2 separate regions of the Homo sapiens genome follow, and region 2 is linked to region 1. Evidence: read pairs that join two places in POLR2A ChIA-PET (ENCODE). Cell type or tissue: Panc1. All regions are shown on one strand. Links, peaks and the distances in the headings refer to the core of each region. The heading gives the core; the rest is flanking DNA.

The links. ChIA-PET counts read pairs that join two places held together with the same protein. Peaks named below come from ENCODE experiments on the same cell type or tissue, not always from the same donor. Only the 100,000 strongest peaks of a DNase experiment are listed, where the experiment ranks them.
Region 2: POLR2A ChIA-PET joins it to region 1 with 17 read pairs; 4 of 35 experiments call an interaction of 5 or more read pairs at or near these places.

What each region holds. Positions count from the first base shown.
Region 1 is chr18:59,004,484-59,012,808 of GRCh38, forward strand. It overlaps the pseudogene OACYLP. Among named protein-coding and RNA genes, the nearest start is that of SEC11C, 130 kb to the right of the region's middle. In Panc1, for the core only: no CTCF peak of the experiment used is centred there; no DNase peak of the experiment used is centred there; H3K27ac peaks cover 3,976 bases.
Region 2 is chr18:58,872,519-58,878,865 of GRCh38, forward strand. The region is part of intron 2 of ZNF532 (zinc finger protein 532); the gene reads left to right. Among named protein-coding and RNA genes, the nearest start is that of ZNF532, 11 kb to the left of the region's middle. In Panc1, for the core only: no CTCF peak of the experiment used is centred there; no DNase peak of the experiment used is centred there; H3K27ac peaks cover 923 bases.

The DNA of each region.
Region 1 (8,325 bases), core at 1,834-6,833:
TGTAAGAGGAGGTAATACTAGATTAGGGTACGCCCTAATCCCATTATTGGTGTCCTTATAAGAGGGAAATTTGGACACAGACACAGAGGGAGAACATTCCACAAGGATGGAGAAGAGATTGGGGTGATGCCTCCTGGCCTAGGGCTGCTGGCAACTTCTAGAAGCTAGGAGAGCATGGAACTGGTTCTTCCTTGGAGCCTCCGAAGGGAACCAATGCTGCTCAGCCCTTGATTTCAGATTTCTAGTCCCCAGAACTGTGAGATAATACATCTCTGTTGTTTTAAGCCACCCAGTTCATGGAAAATTCTGAAGACAGCACTAGCAAACTAATACAAAGAACTGTGTATTAAAGCCTCTCAAATGCACCCTAAAATCAAAAGCATGCATTTATCATCCAGAACGGGGGGAGGGGGGAGAGGAGGCGGGAAAGCAAAGCACTGTGTCTCAGGTAGGTCCAGGGACTCATTTTCCTTGAGACGTAGCAGAGCTTTTTTTTTTTTTTTTTTTTTTTTGAGGCATCTCATTCTGTTGCCAGGCTAGAGTGCAGTTGCATGGTCTCAGGTCACTGCAACCTCTACCTCACCAGTTCAAGTGATTCTCCTGCCTCAGCCTCCCAAGTAAGCTGGGACTACAGGTACACACAACCACACCTGGCTCATTTTTGTATTTTTTCTAGTAGAGGTGGGGTTTTGCCATGTTGGCCAGGCTGGTCTTGAACTCCTGACCTCAGGTGATCTGCCTGCCTTGGCCTCCCAGCGTGCTGGGATTACAGGTGTGAGCCACCGTGCCTCGCCCCAGAGCATTTTCTTAAAGTGCAATGGGCCCATGTGTGTCTACAGCAGAGGACTTGCCAGGGAAGCTACTGATGTGGAATTATAACTTTGCTGGGCAGATCCTGGCTCCTCCCCAGGCTTCATGTGATTGCTGCATTTTGCTGCACTTGATTCCTCTGGGACAGAATGAGGAGGGAGGAAGGGAGGCCTCTGGATCCCAAGCAGCCTGCAGGGCTTTTCATTTCCTGTTTCTCTAATCTCATCACATTCTTGAAATTGTCCCCAAGCAGCTACTTTTGCTCTGAGACTTTCTTAACCCTTCAAGTCCCTCTTCCCTGGTTCCTATACCAAGCCCTGATGGCCAGGGCACTGAGCTTCCTACTCGGGTCACTTGCTCCCTTTGGCTTCCTCGTTTCCCTCCCGGAATGCTTATTTCATGTTTCTTGTCCGTGTGCCTCACCTTCTTTCCTGGAAGCCAAGGCCACGGCTGATGCCTTGTCGGAGGCAGGGGTCTGCAGGCAGACACTGAATGGACCAGCACCCATCATGGGCCCCTGGCCGAGCCTGGTTCCCCTGTCACCAGGGCAGGTCTGGTCATCTTGATTTTCAGTCTCTGAATGTTGCCTCTTTTCCCACCCAGCTGTTAGTCTGGAGGGCATTTTACTCAAGGCCTGACCCTCTCCTGGTGCTAGAGCAAGGGACAGAAAAGATGCTGAAATGAAGCAAATGTTAAAATAAAGGGTGAAACTGGGCTTCACTGAAATTCCGGGTTCACTGGATACCAAATATCCATGCTGCAGTAGACTGAAACACAGTCCCCCAAAAGACATCCCAATTCCTGGAGCCTGTGAATGTTACCTTGTATGGAAACAGGGTCTTTGCAGGTATGATTAAATTAAGGATCTTAAAATGTGGGGGTTGTCCTGGGTTATCCAGGTGGGCCCTAAATGCAGCCCCATGTACCTTTAGAAGAGAGAGACGGGCCAGGCTCACGCTGGTAATCCCAGCACTTTGGGAGGCTGAGGCAGTTGGATCACTGAAGGTCAGGAGTTCGAAACCAGTCTGGCCAACATGATGAAACCTCGTCTCTACTATAAATACAAAAATTAGCCAGGCATGGTGGCAGGTGCTTGTAATCCCAGCTACTTGGGAGGCTGAGGCAGGAGAATTGCTTGAACCTGAGAGGTAGAGGTTGGCGTGAGCTGAGATGGTGCCACTGCACTCTAGCCTGGGTGACAGTGAGAATCTCAAAAAAAAAGGGAGACAGGAGGAAATATGCATCCACCACACAGGCACACGCAGATGATGTGACCACAGAGGCAGAGTCTGGAATGCTGTGGCCACAATCCAAGGGGAGCTGGCAGCTGGAGGAAGGAAAGAACAGATTCTTCCTGCAGCCTCCACAAGGAGTGCAGCCCTTGCTACTGCCTTGGTTTCAGTCCAGTCATATTTATTTGGGATTTCTGGTCTCCATAACTGTGAGAAAATAAATTTCCATTGTTTTAAGCCATGAAATCTGTGGTAATTGCTACAGTAGCCACAAGAAATTGATATGCATGCTATTCTTGTTCTTTTGGTCTAAGGTTAATAGCTGACCAGACACAAGGGGGACTGCCAGGAAGTGTCTGCTAAGAGCCTGTCTTGGGAACTAGGCTGTGAAATGGAGGGCACATTCAGCTCTTTCTTTTACCGCAAGGAAATCTCTGGCACCAGATAGTTAGCATTTTACTGTATGCCCTGTATCATCAACTATAAGGCAAGGACTATTCTCGTTTTTAAAAATCTCCAGTGTAACAGCAATCTGGTAGGTGCTCAATAAAAGCTTCAAGGTCATAATTCCTTTCAGGATTTGTTTCTGGCCTGGCATTCCAGAAGCTTCCACTGCTTTCAACTTCATGATGTCAATGCATCATATTTAAAAACTTAAGACTGTAGACCAAGGTCTCCTTTTTCCTCTATTCAAACCCAGAAATTAATCAGCTGTGCATTTTAATATCCACATTTCATTGCCACCAAGCGAGAAAGAAAATTTGCCTGCCAATTAGCACAGAATTGAAACAAGTTGTTTTTAATCTTTTGAAAATGAAACTTGGAACAACTGCCATATGATTTGACGTAGCAAGTGCGATTAATCATTCATTTATCCTATTTCTCCCTCCAATGACAATCAGAATGTATTTTGATTTGGAGGGTGCCTGTGCCCTGGCATCTCTTAGGTTCTTGACAGAAGCTAATTAAGGATTAGTTTGGAAAAGGGCAACTTGTCCATTTGAATTCATACTCAGAAAGGAAGCAAATGCAATTTGAAAATTTGCGTAGCAAATGATATGAGCTCAGCTAGACAATCACAAATGCAATCAGTTTAGAAAGCAAATACCAAGTGGAAAGAAAACAAGAATTTAATCTTCTCAAATGAAGAATGGGATATTCTTCATGTGCCCTTCAGGATTTACCTAAGGAGGGAGACAGCCTCAGTTTTGACATCTCTTTTGTCTCCTTCAAAGTTTATGGTTCCAGACCCTTTCTTACACTTTAGGCTACAGAGTTGGGGCTACTCTGTGACGGAATAGGGGATTTGAAAATCATTTAGTGTGTTACAGGCCGGGCATGGTGGCTCATGCCTGTAACCCCAGCACTTTGAGAGGCCGAGGCAGGTGGATCATTTGAGGTCAGGAGTTTGACACCAGCCTGGCCAAGATGGTGAAACCTCATCTCTACTAAAAATACAAAAATTAACTGGATGTGGTGGTGCACGTCTGTAATCCCAGCTACTTGGGAGGCTGAAGCACGAGAGTCGCTTGAACCCAGGAAGTGGAGGCTGCAGTGAGCCCAGATGGTGCCACTGCACTCCAGCCTGGGTGACAAGATTCTGTCTCAAAAAAAAAAAAAAAAATTTAGTCTGTTACAGTAAATGCACCCAGTTTTTTTTTTGTTATTGTTTTGTTTTCCTGACACAAGGAGGACTTCAAAATGTCTCTGTGGAGCTGGATTTTGGGCATTTGAAGTTAGATTTTTTTAAGTTTAATTTGATTCAGCAAATGTTCACTGAGCTCCTGCCCTGAGAGATACATGAAGACATAGCGCCTCCTCCCTCCCCTCACCATGGGAGACAGACAGGTACACAATGACAACATACCTTTAAATGTGATATGTAAGCAAGAATCTGGAATGCTTCTTAGGGAAGAACATCCTTCAGCCTAGACTTAAAGGATGACTCAACATTTGCCAGGCAGATGGAAAGGAGGAACATTCCAAGCTTAAAGACAGTGTCGCCTGGTGCGTTCTGTATCTCGGAGCAGAGGAAATGAGCGTGGGTTGGGAGGACGAGACCAGAGGGGCAAGCCAGGTTACGAAGGGCCTTTTAAACCACACTCAGGAGTCTGGAATTAATCCTAAAAGTCAGAGCAGGCAAGCCTGGCTGCTCATTAAAATCACCTGGGACATTTTGAAAAACAATTAAAGCTCAAGCCTCACCCCTGACCAATTAAGTCATTCTTTGCGGGGGTGGAGCCTGGGCGTGAGTTTTTTTTTTTTTTTTTTTTTTTTAACGTCTCAGGTGATTTGAATGCCTACTAGAATTCCCACCAGAGCTGAGAATCACAGCCCTAGCTAACCGGTCTGCAAAGTTTTTCCCTAAAGGGCCTGATAGGGTCTCTCTTACAGCTACTCCACCCTGCCATTTTGTGCGAGAGCAGCCCTGACAATATGTAAACGAATGAGCAAGGCCATATTAAAAATAAACTTTTCTTAAAAGACAAGCAGGGTTATAGTTGGCCAACCCCTACTCTAGATGATGGGACGCCATTAAGAATTTAAGAAGTATATTGATTCAAAATTTTTTACAGATTATTACATGAATAATACATGAATTTGTTCACACTGTAAATGAATCTAAATAATGCAGACAAAGTTCAAGGCCTTTTTATTCCCTCATTCAAATACCAATCCCTTTCCTAGATGATAAGTGTTATCAATGAGGTATAAATTTTTCTAGAATTTTCTCCTTCCTCTTTTTGGTATGTACTAGAAAGACATAATTTTGTTTTGTAAGTTTAAAAAATATATTTATTGTTTTTGCCAGGCACGGTGGCCTGTAATCCGGCACTTTGGGAGGCCAAGGTGGGAGGATCACTTGAGTCCGGGAGTTCGAGATCAGCCTGGGCAACATAATATATAGACCCTGTCTATACAAAAATTAAAAAACAAAATTAGCTGGGTATAGTGGTGTGTGCCTGTAGTCGTAGCGACTCAGGAGGCTGAGGTGGAAGGATCGCTTAAGCCTGGGAGGTCAAGGCTGTAGTGAGCTGAGATCATACCACTGCACTCTAGCCTGGGTGACAGAGTAATGTTCTCTCTCTCTCTATATATATATATGTATATATGTGTGTGTGTATATATATGTATATATATGTGTGTATATGTGTATATATGTGTGTATATATGTACACATATATGTATATATACATATATACACACATATATATACACACACATATATATATGTAGGACACAGTCTGTGTCCAATTCTTTTTGCCATTACAAGAATTACTGCCACAAGCATCTTGCAATGTGTGCTCATGTGTGTATCCCTGGGGCAGATTCTGAGATGTTGACTTGCTGGGTCACTGTGCCTAGCAGTTAGAAAGGAGTCTTTGGTTAAACCCCAGACACTGACTCTGGCAAACTTCAACATAAAAGAAAGCTATTGGCGGAGTATGGGGCAGCTCAGAGGAGGGAGGGAAAGGCCAAAGACCTGCTTCCTGGCAGATGAGTGGAGCCCAAGCTTGGCTTTGGGCCCTGTCTAACTTCACTAAAGTCCTGGCAGAGGGTTGACCTTGTGTCACAGTGATGAGAAGTAAGGCTGGGTGTGGCTTCCAGGGATCCCTTTGGGCTCTGTAATGAGAGGACAGAGCACCTTGATTTTTTGGTCAAGATTGTGCACAGTTGGGGAGTGGTATTCTCTAAAAGAAAATCTAGTTGCTTACTAAGAAGAGAATGGCTTCTAGGAGACCAAAAAAATTTCTTCAGGCAGGGTGTGGTGGCTCACTCCTGTAATCCCAGCACTTTGGGAGGCTGAGGCAGGTGGATTACTTGAGCTCAGGAGTTCAAGACCAGCCTGAGCTACAAGGCAAAACCTCATTTTTATCAAAATAAAAAAAATAAAAATAAAAAAATTTCTTCATATTCTTACTGTCTTAGTTCATTTTCTGCTGCTATAACAGAATATGATAGACTGGGTAATTTATAAAGAAAAGAGATTTATTTTCTCACAGTTCTAGAGGCTGGGAAGTAGACTTCCCAGCATGGTGTTGGCATGGTGTTGGCATCTGGTAAGGGACTTTGTGCCGTGTTATCCCGCAGTGGAAGGTGGAAGGGTAAATGAGAGAGAAAGCATAAGGAACTAGGCTAGCTTTTATAATAACCCACTCTCTACACAAGTGACCCGGTCCTGCAATAATGACATTAGTCCATTATTAGGTCTCTTATTAGGCCTAATGAGCTCTTATTAGACCTCACCCTCCAATACTGGTACACTGGGGACTCAGTTTCCAACACATGAATTTTGGGGGAGACAGTCAAACCATGACACTCACCAACACTTAATTGGATTAACTTTAAAAATTTTAACCAATACAGTAGGTAGAAAAGAGTGGTATCTAATTGTCGTTCACTGGCAAGGCTGAACAGCTTTCTCATATTTATTAATCAGTTGGATTTCCTTCTCCAAGGGTTTCCTGTTCATATCTTTTGTGGATTTTAAATTAGTTTCTTTGACTTTTTAAAAATGTTTGCTTTGTGCCGGGTGCAGTGGCTTACGCCTGTAATCTCAGTACTTTGGGAGGCCGAGGCAGGTGGATCATGAAATCAGGAGTCTGGGACCAGCCTAGCCAACATGGTGAAACCCCATCTCTACTAAAAATATAAAAATTAGCTGGGTGTGGTGGTGCATGCCTGTAATCCCAGCAACTTGGGAGGCTGAGGCAGGAGAATTGCTTGAACCTGGGAGGTGGAGGTTGCAGTGAGCTGAGATCACATCACTGCACTCCAGCCTGGGCAACAGAGTGAGACCCCACCTCAAAAAAAAAAAAAAGTTTGCTTTGTAAGAGTTCTTTATATGTTCTGAATGCGATTCTTTATCTAAGCTATAAATATGGTGACTGTGTTCTCTCCTTATCTTTTAACTACGTTCTTGGTGCCTTGAAGAGTTTAAAGGAGGGGAGGGACATGGTCAGTCTTGTGATTCAGCTCAGTCTAGAAGATCACTGATGGCTATAAACGGCCAAGTTGGACACCAGCTCTAAAGTTCTGAGTGTGGTGAGAAACAAGGAGACTCAAACTCATTGGAAGAAAAATGGGAGGGTCGGTAATTCTCATTCCAGCAAAAACCTGGAATAATGAAAACCTATGGAAAAGAGGTCACTGATAACCAGCACCCACTGGCTGAGCCCAAGAGGTCTGATGCAGTGGAACTGGCCAAAGAAGAGGCGAGGGCTCCTGTCAAAAGCCAGTTAACCCGGTGAACTCAGCAAGTACCGTTTGTCAAGTTAGGACCAGGAGGTTTTCAAAATGACATATTCCTTTTTTTTTTTTTTTTTGAGACAGAGTCTCTCTCTCTCTCTCAGGCTTGAGTGCAGTGGTGTGATCATGGCTCACTGCTGCCTTGACCTTCCCTGGTGAGGTAATCTTCCCACCTCAGTCTCTCGAGTAGCTGGGACTACAGGTGCAAGCCACCACGCCTGGCTAATTTTTTGTACTTTTGTAGAGAGATGGGGTTTTGCCACATTGCCCAGAGTGGTCTTGAGCTTGTGGGCTCAAGCGATCCACCTGCCTCAGCCACCAAAAGTGCTGGGATTACAGGTGTGAGCCACCACACTCGGCCTATGTAGTTCCTTTTTTTTTTTTTTTTTTTTTAAAGCACACATGTAAGCAAAATGCAGTTCCTTCAACCTGATTTCCAGACTAAATCTCAGAAATCCAATTGCAGTAGTTAAGACAGAAATGCTGGAGGAGCTGGGTCATTTCACAAGCTCTATTGGGGTTTTCTCCTCACTCCTTCTAAGGATTACCATTATCTTTAGTTATGTCTAAGAATCTATATTCCAAACTGACAAGTAAAAACTGGGTCCTTGTGTCTATTTTAAAGAGTAAGAGGTTATGAATTCAGCTTAAACTGGGTTTGAATACACAGCTCTAATTCTTGCTAGCAAGTAAAAGGAGGTAGGTTTATGTTGTTGTGTATATTACTTATCATTTCTGAGCCTCAGTTTTCTCACTTCTACTACCCTTTACTGGTAATGTGACCTTGAGTGAATGACGTGACCTCCCTGTGCCTCAGTTTCCGTATCTGTAAAATGGGGACTATAATGATTACTTAGCTCATAACATTACACAGTTGTGTGAGGGTTAAATGAGACAATGGACAGAAAGCAACTCAAAACATGCCTGGCACACACTAGGGCCTACGTGTTAGTTGTTATTGTTACTGATGTCAAAACTGGGAGAAGCCTTTAGGGTCCTGAAGGCAGTCACCCGGTATGTATGGTGTGTGTGT
Region 2 (6,347 bases), core at 1-5,000, 130 kb before region 1:
GGACCCCATAGCTGGAAGTACTTCACACATTTGTAGTTATCTCATTTTCTACAGTGAGCCCACATTGGAGGGTGGGGCCATCAGGTAACCAATAGCAGGTTTAGAACTGGAACCCAGCACTATAGTCCTAGCCCAAGACCGCATTCATCATTACCTTCTCTCTGCCTTCCAACATTTATCTTTTTTTTTTTTTTTTTTTGAGACCGAGTTTTGCTGTGTCGCTCAGGCTGGAGTACAGTGGCGTGATCTCGGCTCACTGCAACCTCCGCCTTCCGGGTTCAAGCGATCCTCCTGCCTCAGCCTCCTGAGTAGCTGGGATTACAGGCATGTGCCACCACGCCCGGCTAATTTTTGTATTTTTAGTAGAGATGGGGTTTCACCATGTTAGCCAGGATGGTCTCAATCTCCTGACCCTGTGGTCTGCCCACCTTGGCCTCCCAAAGTGTTGGGATTACAGGCGTGAGCCAACACACCCGGCCTAAAATTTATCTTATGTTTTATTTTTTTGAGGCAGGGTCTCACTGTGTCACCCAGACTGGAGTGCAGTGCTGCGATCTTTGCTCACTGCAGCCTTAACCCCCAGGGCTCAAGTGATCCTCCTACCTTGGCCTCCCACCTCAGCCTCCTGAGTAGGTGGGACCACAGGCACATGCCACCACGCCCGGCTAATTTTGTTTATTTTTTGTAGAGAAGGGATCTCTCTATGTTGCCCAGGCTGGTCTCAAACACCTGTGCTCAAGTGATCTGCCTTCCTTGACCTCCCAAAGTGCTGAGATCAGAGGCATGAGCCACTGCACCCAACTATGTTTTGATGGTATTTAATCCTCCTCCTATTTATAATCTTTATGTGAACCTGAAAACACGATTTGATTAAGTTAAGCTTTACCGAGGTACTTGTTGAGAAGCTGGTCTTTGATGATTTTGCTGATTTTTTTTTTTGTTTTTTCTGGGATGAAGTCTTGCTCTGTCGCCCATACTGGAGTGCAATGGCGCAATCTTGGCTCACTGCAACCTCTGCCTCCTGGGTTCAAGCAGTTCTCCTGCCTCAGCCTCCCAAATAGCTGGTATTAAAGGCGCCTGCCACCATGCCTGGCTCATTAATTTTTTGTAGTTTTAGTAGAGACGGGGTAACACCATGTCTCTATCTCCTGACCTCAGGTGATCCACCCACCTCGGCCTCCTAAATTACAGGGGTGAGCCACTGCACCTGGCCAGTTTTGCTGATTTAACCTAGCAAGAATGGGAGAGGTAATTTGAAAACTGATTTTACTTTGTGTTCTGGTGAAATCTGAGTGATAAAGGCCACGGAGATTTTCACTTGCCTTTGCCCAGCTCTCAATGATATAAACCTGATTGCCTGTCAGTGATGTAAACCTGTGTTTTGCCACTTACTAGCTGCGGGACCTTGAACAGGTTATGTAAATTCTAAACCATACGTTTCCTGAGGGTTGTTAGGAGGATTAAATGCATATATAAAGTGTTTAGCAGAATATGTGGTGAGCCCTTCCTACAATCTTAGCTGTTGTTTTGTGGTCTTTGGTCTCTGTTTTGGGAGAGTAGCCTTAGTCCCAGGACTTTTTTTTTCTTTCTTGGAGGGTATTGTCTCCTGTCCTGCCTTACCTCATTGGCAAGTATATTTGTTTTTGACCATGAAAACAGACTGTGTGTCTCCTCCTTGTCGCTAGAGTTTTAGTTACAGCTGCCCTATATCAGGTTAAAAGTGGGTGAAGTAGACACAAGGGTAGTGTATTTGTTCCTACTTGGCTCTACTTTCATTTGTGGTTGGAGAATCTTGTCTGAATTTTGTATTTATTTATTTATATTTTATTCTATTATTTTTTTTGAGAGATAGTTTTGCTCTTGTTGCCCAGGTTGGAGTGCAATGGCGCGATCTCGCCTCATCGCAACCCCTGCCTCCCAGGTTCAAGCGATTCTTCTGCCTCAGCCTCCTGTGTAGCTGGGGTTACAGGCGCCCACCACCATGCACAACTAATTTTTGTTTTTTTAGTAGAGACTGGGTTTCACCATGTCAGGCTGGTCTTGAACTCCTGACCTCAGGCGATCCACCCGCCTTGGCCTCCTACAGTGCTGGGATTACAGGCGTGAGCCACTGCGTCTGGCCTGAATTTTGTATTTGTAATCTAGTACTTGAACATTTTTTTGCTTCTGGAAAAATTTTCCACTGAGTGGCTGTACTTTAGGTTGTCTGTGGGTGCAATTTACGTTGACCAAAGTTTAAAACAAAACAAAACTTGATGGTGAAAATATGCCAGGTTAGCAAAAGCCTATATTCTGACCCTTTCCCCCGGCACTTCGCTTCCCATGTTTGTTTGACCATGCCTAGATACTTATATTCTGCACACTGGGATTTGGGGGTGATAGAAGGGTGAGTGGAGAAGGATCTATGAATAATTATTTTATTTCTGGAACTACTCTGTTCAGTAGTGTGGTAGCCACTAGCCACATATGACTACTGAGCACTTGAAATATGGCAAATCCTAATTGAAATAAGCTGTAAGTATAAGATACATATCAGGTTTTGAAGATGTAATGAAAAAAAACAGAATATCTTGTTTTTTATATTGATTACATGTTGAATTCATAACATTTTGGCTATTTCACCTTTCCCCCCCCTTTTTTTCTCTTTTTCAAAAAATTAAAACTTTTTTTTCCTGGAGATGAGTGTCTTGCTGTGTTGCCCAGGCTGGTCTCAAACTTCTGGACTCAAGTGATCTTTCCCACTCAGGCTCCCAAAGTGTTGGGATTATGGGCATGAGCCACTGTGCCAAGTCCTTTTTTTCCTATTTTTAAAATATGACTGCTAGAAAATGTAAAACTAGATATGTGGCTTTTGTTATACTTCCCTTGGACAATGCTGTTCTGGAATGGTGGGTGGACATTCAAATAAATTTAGCAATGAAATTTTTCTGGTGCCCTGCAGTATTCATATTTGTTGATAACATTGAGTCTCTCCTTCTGTTAACAAAGATAGTGCTAGTTTGGCCCCTTTTTCTCTCTCAGGTGTTCCTAATTCACCTGTCTCCATCACAGGTCTACACAGCCACACTGGGTTGGTGTTTGCTTCATTATGGAAAGGGAACCAGTATTAATCACAGGTTTGCTGTGTGCTGGATGCCTTATACTTACTGTCCCCTGTAAGGTTATACTTCACATTCCTGTTGAGACTCACAGCTTGAGTGACCAGCTGAAGAATGCTCCACTAGTAGGTGATCGACCCTAGATTTGAACCAGGGTCTGGCCAGCTTTGAAATTCTTTTCTGTTTCTACCACTTTGTACATCTTTTCCGTGTAAAAGCTCCAGTTTGCTGCTGGTGTTCCGTACCTCTCGGGAGCCCTTGTCGTCTAGAGTGTATTTCTCACACTTTAGTTTGCATACAAATCACTTGGGGATCTTTTTTTTTTTTTTTTTTTGAGACAGAGTCTCGCTCTGTCGCCCAGGCTGGAGTGCAGTGGCGCGATCTCGACTCACTGCAAGCTCTGCCTCCCGGGTTCATGCCATTCTCCTGCCTCAGCCTCCCGAGTAGCTGGGACTACAGGCCCCCGCCACCATGCCCGGCTATTTTTTTTGTATTTTTTAGTAGAGACGGGGTTTCACCGTGTTAGCCAGGATGGTCTCGATCTCCTGACCTCGTGATCCGCCTGCCTCGGCCTCCCAAAGTGCTGGGATTACAGGCGTGAGCCACCGCGCCCAGCCTCACTTGGGGATCTTGTTAAAATACAGATAATGATTCTGTAGGGCTGGGATGGGCCCAAGACTGCATTTCTAAGTAGCCTCCTGGTGCCATTGACCCTGCTGGTTCATGGCCTGTCACGCTCTGAGTAGCAAGGCTCTCTGCTCCTCCCTTGGTCTCGGACCTGCTTCCTCTCTGCTTCCAAAGCGATAAGATTCTCCAGGCCTTCCCTGACACCACAGGGACTTACCCTCTAGCTTGGCATGTGATGCTAGCAGGGAGCAGACATGGGGGCCAGGACTGTTTTTTTTGATCACAGATGCCCAGTTCTGGCATGAATGCTAATTTCTGAGTACTCAGGATCTGAATGGATCCGGGGTTTATTCCTCTCCCTACATTTCTGCATTACTCCACCTTTGATATTGTGATCCCTTTGACACTTGTAGTCGGATCAGATGGAAAAGAATTTTAATATTGTGATTGCATCCAGGAGATGGGGCAAAGGTGCCTGTTATGACTTCATGAAGACTGTCAGGCCTTAGGTCAGCACAGACAAGTGACTTTGGGCCTAGTGCAATGGCTCACGCCTGTAATCCCAGCACTTCGGGAGGCTGAGGCTGAGGTGGGAAGATCACTTGAGGCCAAGAGTTTGAGACCAGCCTGGGCAACATGGTAAACCCCGTCTCTACAAGAAATAAAATTAGCTGGCTGTGGTGGTGTGCACCCGTAGTCCTAGCTACTTAGGAGACTGAGGCAAGAGGATCACTTGAGCCCAGGAGTTAGAGGCTGCAGTGAGCTAGGATCACACTACTGCACTTCAGCCTGGGCAACAGAGTGAGACCTTGTCTCGAGAAAAAAAAAAAGCAGAAAAGAAAAGTGACTGTGTTTGGTTCACGGATTCAGTATCCAGTGAGAGATGCGGACTGAAGGCAGTTAGCTTGCCACCGTTTCTGCCCCCTTGCCTGATGAGGAATAGAGGTGACTTGGGAGTTTTCCTTAGAATGGGGGTTAGAAGAGCCACTTCATGTAGCAGTGTTGGAAAACGGCTAGTCACATCACCTCTCCAGCACGTGATGGAGACAGCCTCCATTGGGTCCTTGGGTGAAGCTGTCCTGGGGAAGGTTGCCTTGGGGCCTGGACCAAACAGGAGATTGAGTTGCAGGAAGGAGTTCACTGTGTTATATGTTTAAACTCTTATGTAAGAGACTGGAGAATTTTACTTAGTGGGTTTATTTTACTTTGGGAAGGCACATTGATTAAATCAGCTATAGCAATAAATAAATGTCTGTTGCATGAGTTCAGTTTTAACTTCCCCATCTCTCTACAAGAAAGTCTGCCATTTCACAGAAATTCTAGTTGAAATTTAGATCTTACTGGACATCTGGGCACTGAGAGTTCTGTGTTATATGAATCTGGCACATTGAATTGGATTTATTAATCGTTGGCTAAGTCTGTCAACTCCCTGTGCTGTGCAGAATCCTGTGCCTGGCATGGTGACAGTATCGGCTCTGGGCCTGTGAGTGTGGCCCTTATGGAATCACAGATTGTTGGAAGGGGAGTGGAGTGGGGTTTGGAAGAATAGGGACAAGGTTGGGTGTGTCCTAAGGATGGTCAAGGCTGTGGGGCCAGCCCTGGATTAAGGAAGTGGAACTATGGAAGTTAGTCACAGTTGGGGGGTGAGTTTAGAATGTAGCTAGGGCAGAATGTTGCCATAGCATGCCAAGAGTCAGGGTAAGTTAAAGAGTCAGAGACTGGGCAGGTTGGCTGGGCATGGTGGCTCACACCTGTAATCCCAGCACTTTGGGAGGCTGAGGTGGGCAGATCAATAGAGGTCAGGAGTTCGAGACCAGTCTGGCCAACATGGTGAAACCCAGTCTCTACTAAAATGACAAAAAGTAGCTAGGTGTGGTGGCATGCACCTGTATTCCCAGCTACTCGGGAGGCTGAGTCAGGAGAATCACTTGAACCTGGGAGGCAGGAGTTGCAGTGAGCTGAGATTGAGCCACTGCACTCCAGCCTGGGCGACAGAGCAAGACTCCATCTCAAAAAACAAAAAAAACAAAACGAAAAAAAACCACTGGGCAGGTAGACCTTCAGAGGACATCAGAAGGCCAAAGATGATGGGCACAAGTCCGGTGAAATAGGCAAGGACGGGAACACATACAGATGCAGGACAGATGGCCATGCACAAGTGCATGATGGCAGGAGTCGGCAGTCCGAAAGATCTGTGATCTGTGGTGCTGATAGGAGAGGCCCCCCTGAAGGACTACCATGGAATGAATGAGTGAGTTGGTGAATGAATGAAGACCATATGAGCTACCAGTTCCAGTGATCACTGGATAACTGCAGCCTGAAGTGGAGCCAACTTCACCCAGCCTTCACGTGGAGTGGTGACTAAGGGCCCCCGTGGCCCAGGTGGCTGAGGTGAGGGGTGTGCATTGGGAGAGGCAGTAGCTCCTTGCCTGGCAAAGTTCATACGAGAAGGCTCTGAAAGACTAGATTGTTTAGAGTTTGCATGATTTGTAGGACATGATCAAGCTATGCAGTAAGAAAGGCAGCTCATTCTGAGGCCCAGGGTTAGCAGCTGTCAGGAGGACCTGACATCAAGAACTCAAGCGTCATCTTGCACTAAGCTTACTCCGCATTCTTTTGAGG